Linked DNA regions of Homo sapiens: region 1 is linked to region 2. Evidence: read pairs that join two places in POLR2A ChIA-PET (ENCODE). Cell type or tissue: Panc1. All regions are shown on one strand.

The links. ChIA-PET counts read pairs that join two places held together with the same protein. Peaks named below come from ENCODE experiments on the same cell type or tissue, not always from the same donor. Only the 100,000 strongest peaks of a DNase experiment are listed, where the experiment ranks them.
Region 1: POLR2A ChIA-PET joins it to region 2 with 6 read pairs; 4 of 35 experiments call an interaction of 5 or more read pairs at or near these places.

What each region holds. Positions count from the first base shown.
Region 1 is chr9:36,422,540-36,427,539 of GRCh38, reverse strand. It overlaps a transcript of RNF38 not described here. Among named protein-coding and RNA genes, the nearest start is that of RNF38, 25 kb to the right of the region's middle. In Panc1, no CTCF peak of the experiment used is centred here; no DNase peak of the experiment used is centred here.
Region 2 is chr9:36,564,643-36,569,642 of GRCh38, reverse strand. No RefSeq gene overlaps it. Among named protein-coding and RNA genes, the nearest start is that of MELK, 5.8 kb to the left of the region's middle. In Panc1, no CTCF peak of the experiment used is centred here; a DNase peak (open chromatin) is centred at 2,712; H3K27ac peaks cover 1,184 bases.

The DNA of each region.
Region 1 (5,000 bases), 140 kb after region 2:
GGATTGAATTTATAAGGATACTGATCCTATTCATGAGCTCTCTGCCTTCATAACCCAATCACCTTCCAAACACCCCACCTCCGAATACCCTTACATTTGGGGTTAGGTTTCAACATAGGAATTTTGATAACAAGGGCTAAGCAGCTTGTACAGGAGAAAGGAGGAAGAGGTCATTAAATCTCATTGGGGTCTGTAGGTGGAGGGACTGATGGAAGTGTAGACTAGGAAAGGGAGGGAGAAATCAGGAAGGCTTCATTTCCTTTCTTCCCCTTTTCCTTTTTATCTTTTAAAAACTCTTTCTTTTATTTCTTTTCTCTCATGCTTTGCTTTTGCAATTACTTAGTACTTGCCATGAGTCAGGAAATGTGCTGCATGCTGGAAGATGAAAAGATAAATTAGGGAGCCTATTATGTGGCTGGAGAGACAGACATGTTATCTCTTCCCCTTCCTCCTCAAAAAATGAGGGCAATGAAACAGCTCTAGCAAAAAAAATTGAGGACTTAGGCAGTGTCTCACAGGTAAATCACAGCCTTGATGTGAATAGAAGTGTTAATTGTAGTACCATTTCTTGAATTGCTGTGTGCCAGGCACTGTGCTATGAGCTTTTTCATACATCTAACTTTAATATCTCTCAGAACAGCTCTGTAGATTACCTACATATAAGTAGATAATAATATTCTAATTTTACAGATGAGGGAGGCATATGATTTGTTAAGTGACTTACCTAAGTTCACATAGTCTGTAAATTCCTGAATTGTATTGAAGTCTGACTCCAAAGTCATTCTACTCAAAAAATGCCAGAGGAACTGTAATATATTGCTGGTGGAATTATAAACGATGCCGTCAGTTTGGAAAACAGTTTGGCAGTTCCTCAAAAGGTTGAATAGAGAGATCAAGTGACCCAACAAGAGAAATGAAAATAAACGTTCACACAAAAACTTATAAATGGATGTCAAAACAGCATTAGTCTTAATATTTCCAGAGTGAAACAAAATGTGGTATATCCATATACTGGAATATTATTTAGCCATAGAAAGGAATGGATTGGTACGCGGTTCAGTGTGGATGAACCTTGCAAACATTATGGTAGGTGAATGAACCTGATTACAAAGACCACATGTTTTATGATTCTGTTTATATGAAATGTCCAGAATTGGCAAATACACAGAAGTTGGAGTGGTGGTTGTCAGTGGCTCAGGGAAGAGATAAATGGGCTTGAGGTTTCTTTTTAGGGTGGTGAAAATGTCCTAAAATTGTGATGATGGTTGTACAACTTTGTGAATATACTAAAAAAAAAAAATTGAATTGTATACTTTAAATAATAGATAATTGTGTAGTATGTGAATTGTGTCTAATTTTGTTTAAAACAAGACAAAACAAAACAAATCCGATTCTGAAAGAGAATTTTCTGCTCTACATATCTGGAAGTATCAGTAAGCTCTTACTGTAATAGTAAATAAGCAGGTGATCCTCACTTACAGTCTTCAGCCTCATGTTACTTAACATCTTCCCAACATTAATAATATCTTAAAATGTACTGTCTGAGGCCAGGTGGGTGGCTCACGCCTGCAATCCTAGCACTTTGGGAGGCAGAGGCAGGCAGATCATGAGGTCAGGAGTTCAAGACCAGCCTGACCAACATGGCGAAACCCCGTCTCTACTAAAAATACAAAAATTAACTGGGCGTGGTGGCGTGTGCCTGTGATCCCAGCTACTCAGGAGGGGTTTTGTTAGCCTTTGGTCCACAGTCGTGTGCTTTTTATTTATGACTTAATGTTTAATATCTTCTTTCAGAAGGTTTTTCTTATTCCAAGATTATTTTCATTTTCATTTTCATTTTTTTTTGAAACAGGGTCTCACTCATGCAGGCTGGAGTGCAGTGGCATGATCTTGGTTGGCTCACTGCAACCTCTTGTTTCCCGGGTTTAAGTGATTCTCCTTCCTCAGCCTCCCTATTAGCTGGGATTACAGGGGTGCGCCACCACGCGTGGCTAATTTTTGTATTTTTAGTAGAGACAGGGTTTCACCATGTTGGCCAGCTTGGTCTCAAATTCCTAACCTCGGGTGATCCACCCGCCCTGGCCTCCCAAAGTGCTGGGATTACAGGCCTAAGCCACTGCACCTGGCCTCTAAGATTATTTTAAAAATGTAACATTTTTGTCTAAAACTGGCCTCATTTTTTACATTACATAGATCTTTGACTCACCATTTTGTTTATGGTATGAAGTACAAACCAAAACTTTTTTTAAAAAAAATGGGTAATCTGTTGTTCCAATCACTTGTTGAATAGTTTGTGTTTTTATTGGCTAGAAATGTAACTATTATTAAAGAGCAGTTGTTATTGGAAGGTAGTTTTTAAAATTTACAAATGGGTATATTTGGTATACATTTAAAATAATAAAAACATTTAAAGTGTTATGTGATTGTAGATTAGATTGTTTCTTATATGTTTAGAATTTATAGGACCAGTTTTTTCTCAAAGCATGTGTAGTCTGAAAAGGAATGTAATATTTTTCCTCATAAATAAGAGTTTGCCTTATTGAAGGCTTGTGTTTCTGCAGGTAATCTTACTTTGAAAGCAGACTACTCGGTCTAGTAGAAAGAGGGGGAATTAGCAGTTTGAATAATGGAGTTGTAGTTTTAGACCTGCCACTCCCTAACTGGTCCTTTGTGTGGGTCAGCCTCTCTGTGTTTTGTTTTCCTCTGTTAAAATGCATGAATAATAATCCCCACAGTGTCTACTTATATGAGTATTTTATTAGATGGGATCATGGATGTAAAAGCACTTTTAATTGGTAAAGCAGTTTAAATGTAAGGAATTACTGCATCTTAACCTTTCCTCCCTTTTTCTTGTAGGTAGTGTTGGTGCTTCTTTTCAGTGCCAGTCCATCCATCACGACCACATTTGTCATGATGACAGTGACAAGGTGAGGTTCGTGTTGATGTCTGCCATGGGGAAAATGCATGCCAACCTTACGTTGCTGGATTCTCTTGCGTAACTCTGGGCCTAGGGCAAGAAGAGTGTGATTTGTGGGGACACATTGTTGAGATGCTGAGGGCCTTGCTGGTTTGTGTGTCAAATTATTGACTGCTCCAGAAAACCTAGGGCAAATTCCTCAACCCGAGGTGGGTTGGACTTTTGATCAACACTCCACTTTCCTACCTATGCCTCTGTCCCCATCGTGGTGCTTCCTCTTCTGCAAAGCCTGAATGGATTATCTTAATATACGAACATGTGTTTCAGAGGTTGATAGCTATCTCAGCAACTCATGTTGGAAATATCCTGGACATTACATTTTGGTTCACTTTTGGCATTAATTGCATTGAATTATGTTTTCTTCTTATACTTTACCTTCAAAAAATTTTTTTGGCTCTGTTTACAAAGGCCAGTTTAAATATTGGGGATTGTCAGTTGAATCGATCTGGTTCATACACAAGAAGTCTACTTTGGGCCTGATATGTATATATTTTAAATTATGTCCAAACTATTGGTGGTGGTTTCATTGTGTTTTTTGCTTTTGTTCTTTTTATCTCTAAAGAAACCTGGTCTCTAGGGGGGGCTTTTCTTTTTTTTTTTTTTTTTTTTTTTTTGAGACGGAGTCTCGCTCTGTCGCCCAGGCTGGAGTGCAGTGGCGCAATCTCGGCTCACTGCAAGCTCCGTCTCCCGGGTTCACGCCATTCTCCTGCCTCAGCCTCCCGAGTAGCTGGGACTACAGGCGCCCGCCACCACGCCCGGCTAATTTTTTGTATTTTTAGTAGAGACGGGGTTTCACCGTGTTAGCCAGGATGGTCTCGATTTCCTGACCTCGTGATCCGCCCGCCTCGGCCTCCCAAAGTGCTGGGATTACAGGCGTGAGCCACCGCGCCCGGCCGGGGCTTTTCAATACTCATCAGTACGCTTGACGGCCCAGCCCTTGCAGTAAATATTTCTGTGAGCTGGGCGTTTGGAACATCTGGCTGCCGATCTGGATGGACTTAAATTTAGTCTTTTTCACCATCAATTTCTAGTGGCTTCCCTCCCATTTTCTGCGTGTTATATGCAGGAATCTATCACTCCCTTGGTAGTTTCCAGTGCAGACCAATCTAAGCAGTCTTTTTCTCTGCTGTTTTGATCAAGATCCTCCTCTCTCATTGTGTTGGAGCTGGATCAAGAAGTTGGTTGATAATTGGGATTTTCCAAATGGTTTCTTTGTTCTGTTTGTTGGTCTCTGTCTTTGTGAGCTTTGTTCAGACTGATTTCACTCTCTTTACAGAGAGTGGTAGCTTATAGCATTCCAGAGTCTCCTTTATTATTGTACCAATCAAGAGACATGAGTTTCATTTTTAACTTCTTTCAAAGGCAAGCCACTGAAAGAGACTTCTAGAATATATAGTTGGCTACAGAAAATTTTGTATACTACAGATTTTAGAAATGAGCATTTGAAATTAAGAGTGATGATAGAGGGAGAAGGCAAAATCATTTTAGGTTACTAATGTTACAAGTGATTGTGCTTCATAATTATGAAGGTGCTTTTGGGTTAAATTTTTTTTCTTCTGCTAAGTGTGTTATGCTAGTATCCATTTGTTCATTTATGGTATAGAAGCCAGACTGCCCTCCGGGTTGTCTCCAGACCTTAGATTCTGAAGATAAGCTTTTTGTCTACCTTTGCCAGGTACTTCCTGTCACCCCTTAAAATGTTTTTGTTTTCTAATTTATTAATCTTTTCTATAGCTGATTTTGTGCTTTTGAGACAGGAGATTTTTCTGGAAATATGGGGGAAAAAAGGGAAGAGAAGTTTAAGGAATATTATTAAGGAACAGGAGATCAGCAGGGTAAAGAACTGTCTGAAACGACTCTCCTTTCTTCCTGCCTACCATGTATATATTGATTGTTTCCTAAATGGAAATGGAGAAAATGGATTAGGGTCTCTTGACTATGTATTTAGAATTTATTCAATTCATTCAGTCAGCAAGTAGTACTTATCGATAGGTAGCTATGTGTCTAGGCATTTAGGGAATAC
Region 2 (5,000 bases):
CAGCTTCTACATCCGCACTTGCTGCTTCACTGCGCACGTTTATATTACAGAGACAACTTTTTTTCTTTTTTTGAGACGGAGTTTCGCTCTTGTTGCCCAGGCTGGAGTGCAATGGCGCCATCTCGGCTCGCCGCAAACTCGCCGCAAACTCGCCCTCCCAGGTTCAAGTGATTCTCCTGCCTCAGCCTCCCAAGTAGCTGGGATTACAGGCATGCACCACCACGCCCAGCTAATTTTGTATTTTTAGTAGAGACGATGTTTCTCCATGTTGGTTGGGCTGGTCTCAAACTCCTGACCTCAGTTGATCTGCCCGCCTCGGCCTCCCAAAGTGCTGGGAGTACAGGCGTGAGCCACTGCACCCAGCCTACAGCTTCTTACCTTAAATCTCATGAACCGACCTCTGCTAGCTTCCAAATTTTCTTCTGCAGTTTCCTCACCTCTCCTAGCCTTCACAGAATTGAGGAGAATTGTGGCCTTGCTTTGGATTAGGCTTTGGCTCAAGGAATTTTGTGTCTGGTTTGATCTTCTATCCAGACTACTATCTATCAGCAGTAAGGCTGTTTCGCATTCTTATCACTCATGTGTTCAGTGGAGTAGCACTTTTAATTTTCTTCAAGAACTTTTCCTTTGCATTCACAATTTGGCTAATTATTTGGCACAAGAGGCCTCCCTTTCAGCCTATCAGCTTTGGACATGCCTTCCTCACTAAGCTTAATCATTTCTAGATTTTTATTTCAAGTGACAGATGTGTGACTCTTCCTTTCACTTGAACACTTAGAGGCCATTGTAGGGTTATTAATTGGCTTAATTTCAACATTGTTGTGTCTCAGGGAATAGGAACGCCTGAGGAGAGGGAAAGAGACGGGGAACAATCAGCCAGTGAAGCAGTCAGAACACACACAATATTTATCAATTAAGTTTGCAGTCTAATTACGGGTATAGTTCATGGTACCCTAAAACAGTTACAAGAAGAGCATCAAGATCTCTGGTCCGCTGTGCAGGCTCACGCCTGTAATCCCAGCACTTTGGGAGACAGAGGTGGGCGGATCACGAGGTTAGGCGTCAAGACCAGCCTGACCAACACGGTGAAACCCCATCTCTACTAAAAATACAAAATTAGCCAGGCATGGTGGCGCATGCCTGTAATCCTAGCTACTTGGGAAGCTGAGGCAGGAGAATCACTTGAACCCAGGAGGCAGAAGTTGCGGTGACCCAAGATCGCGCCATTGCACTCCAGCCTGGACAAAAAGAGCAAAACTCCATCTCAAAAGAAAAAAAAAAATGGCCTGACTGGGTAGGTCAGGCCATTTGGGATGTAACATCCTTTTTTTTTTTTTTTTCCTTTTTTCGAGATGGAGTCTTGCTCTGTCACCCAGGCTGGAGTGCTGTGGGCTCACTGCAACGTCCGCCTCCCCAGTTCAAGTGATTCTTCTGCCTCAGCCTCCCAAGTAGGTGGGACTAAAGGCGTGCGCCACCATGCGGCTAATTTTTGTATTTTTAGTAGGGATAGGGTTTCACCATATTGGCCAGGCTGGTCTAGAACTTCTGACCTCGTGATCTGCCCATCTCAGCCTCCCAAAGTGCTGGGATTACAGGCATGAGCCACCATGCCTGGCCGGGATGTAACTTCTTAACATCTCTTTGTTTTTTTTGTTTTGTTTTGTTTTGTTTTTGAGATGGAGTCTCACTGTGTCACCCAGGCTGGAGTGCAGTGGCACAATGTTGGCTCACTGCAACCTCCACCACCTGGGTTTAAGCGATTTACCTGCCTCAGCCTCCCAAGTAGCTGGGACTACAGGCACGCACCACCACGCCCGGCTAATTTTTTGTATTCTTAGTAGAGATGAGGTTTCACCATGTTAGCGAGGCTTGTTTTGAACTCCTGACCTCAGGTGATCCACCCACCTCGGCCTCCCAAAGTGCTGGGATTACAGTGTGCCACAGCACCTGGCCGAATGTAACATCTCTACCAAGAATAACACCATTAGCAGCAATAATAAAACCCACAACAGTCTTTTAAATGATTTATGTGCTACATCCATGCATCATCTCTATACTCAAAAGCCTGCCCCTCTCTCACAGGGTAATTTGTGCTATTCATTCTTTCATCAGTCACCCATGTCTACCCTGTGCCAGGCCCTGTTCAGGGCAATACCAGAGAAATGAAGAAATGAGACATGGTTTCTGCCCAAGGGAGCTCACAGACAGAGGAACCAGACCCATAGACAGGCCCATACTACAGTTGGCTAACACTAATGAAGGACCCCATAGAAGTGCTAAATACAAGTGCAGGTAGCTATCTTGTTTCCAGCTCAGAGGGAAGTGATTGAAATATTTTCTACTGGAGCCAGGCCTTGAAAATAATAGAAAAATCCAACGGGGGAAGAAGAGCATTCCCCAGGCAGGGGAAAATATGTGTGCAGAAGCAGGGGGCGAGAAAACACAAGTCACCGTGGAGAAAGGCCAGTTGGGTGGAGCACAGGATGGAAAAAGGCAGGAGAGGAAGAGCTGGTAAGCAGGGGACCCAGTGAGAGAGCCTTGTGTGCCAGGCTAGAGCTGGGAGGTGTGCTGACCAGGAAAAGAATGGATTTACATTTCAGAGAAAGCCAGAGCAGACGCTGGGCCACCATAGGAGTGTGCCAGGCCTGCCAAAGCAGGGTGAGAGCTGTGCTTCTCTGTTGGCAGAGTGAATGCCACGAGTCTCAGTGCCATGTGTGGCTGAGTCATCAGTGGAACGGGAGAAAAAGGCTGGCGTCCAGTCTCTGAAGGCGCCTCTCAGTGCAAAGCCCTTTGCCTTCTGTGGGCCTGCAGGTTAGCCAGCCTCGGGCAACAAGCCATGCACAGATTTTACATCCAATCCAAGGGCAAGTGGGAAGCCATAGAAAATTAGGGTTTTGGTCACAGTCCTGCTAGAAAAGGAAATAGTTTTAAAAAGCTATTACAAATACTTTAGGGATTTGAATTCAGAAACTACTTCAGGAATTTGTTAAATTTTGTAATTATGATAACTGAACTGTTGTTAGGTGGTTATATAAGAGAAAGTCCGGGCTGGGAGTGGTGGCTCACGCCTGTTAATCTCAACACTTTGGGAGGCCGAGGTGGGTGGATCACCAGAGGTCAGGAGTTCATGACCACCTTGACCAACATAGTGAAACCCCATCTCTACTAAAAATACAAAAATTAGCTGGATGTGGCGGCACACGCCTGTAGTCCCAGCTACTCGGGAGGCTGAGACACGAGAATTGCTTGAACCCAGGAGGCGGAGGTTTCAGTGAGCCGAGATCGTGTCACTGCACTCTAGCCTGGTGACAGAGCAAAACTCTGTCTCAAAAAAAGAAAAAAAAAAAATCAAGACTGGGCGAGATGGTTCACGCCTGTAATCCCCTGTAATCCCAGCACTTTGGGAGGCCGAGATGGGCTGATCACGAGGTCAGGAGATCAAGACCATCCTGGCTAACACGGTGAAACCCCGTCTCTACTAAAAATACAAAAAATTAGCCGGGCGTGGTAGTGGGTGCCTGTAGTCCTAGCTACTCAGGAAGCTGAGGCAGGAGAATGTCATGAACCTGGGAGGCAGAGCTTGCAGTGAGCTGAGACCGCGCCACTGTACTCCAGCCTGGGCAACAGAGCGAGACTCCATCTCAAAAAAAAAAAAAAACTTAGCCGGGCGTGGTGGCATGTGTGACTGTAATCCCAACTACTGGGGAGGCAGAGGCGGGAGAATTGCTTGAACTGGGGAGGCGGAGAGCCACTGCATTCCAGCCTGGGCAACAGAGCAAGACTCCACCTCAAAAAAAAAAAATTATATGAAAATAAAAAGTAAGCAAGGTATAGTGTAGTCCCAGCTACTTGGGAGGCTGAGGTAGGGGAATCGCTTGAGCCTGGGAGGCAGAGGTTACAGTAAGCTGAAATGGCACCAGTGCACTCCAGCCTGAGCAACAGAGCAAGATACTGTCTCAGAAAAAAAAAAAAAAAGTAACAAAACATTTCAGGAATCTTAACTCTGTTTATCCCTTAGTACCCACCACAGAATCTTAACATTACTATAATAAACAATGATTTATTTCTTAAGTTTCCTTCTCTGCTAGACACTAGATTACAGGGTTGTAAATACATTATTTCTAATCCTGTAAAATAATTATTTCTATTCCCATTTTACAGATGAGGAAACTAAGGCCGAAGGACATGAGGTATTAGCCAGATATGGTGGTGTACACCTGTGGTCCCAGCTATTCAGGAGACTGAGGTGGAAGCATTACTTGAGCCCAGGAGTTCAAGGCTGCAGTGAGCTAAGATCATGCCACTGCACCATAGCCCAGGTGACAGACAGAGCAAGACCCCACCTCTAATTTTTTTTTTTTTCTTTTTTGAGATGGAGTTTCACTCTTGTTGCCCAGGCTGGAGTGCAATGGCATGATCTCAGCTCACTGTAACCTCTGCCTACCAGGTTCAAGAGATTCTCCTGCCTCAGCCTCCCTAGTAGCTGGGATTACAGGCATGTGCCACCACGCCTGGCTAATTTTGTATTTTTAGTAGAGACGGGGTTTCTCCATGTTGGTCAGGCTGGTCTCGAACTCCCATCCTCAGGTGATCCTCCCACCTCGGCCTCCCAAAGTGCTGGGATCGCAGGCATGAGCCACTGTGCCCAGCCCCCCATCTCTAAATTAAAGTAAAAAATAAATAAAAATAAAAGATGGTTAGGTATCTAGTAAGAAGCAGAGCCAGGGATCCAAAGCCAAGGCTTTTTCCACTGCAGTTCTTAGTGTTCGCTGAATTAAATATAGGAGTTAGAATAATTAAAGTTTAAGGTACCGGCCAGGTGTGGTGGCTCACGCCTGTAATCCTAGCACTTTGGGAGGCGAAGGCGGGTGGACTGCCTGAGCTCAGGAGTTCAAGACCAGCCTGGGCAATATGGTGAAACACTTTCTCTACTAAAATACAAAAAATTAGCCAGGCATGGTGGCACACGCTTGTCATCCCAGCTACTCAGGAGGCTGAGG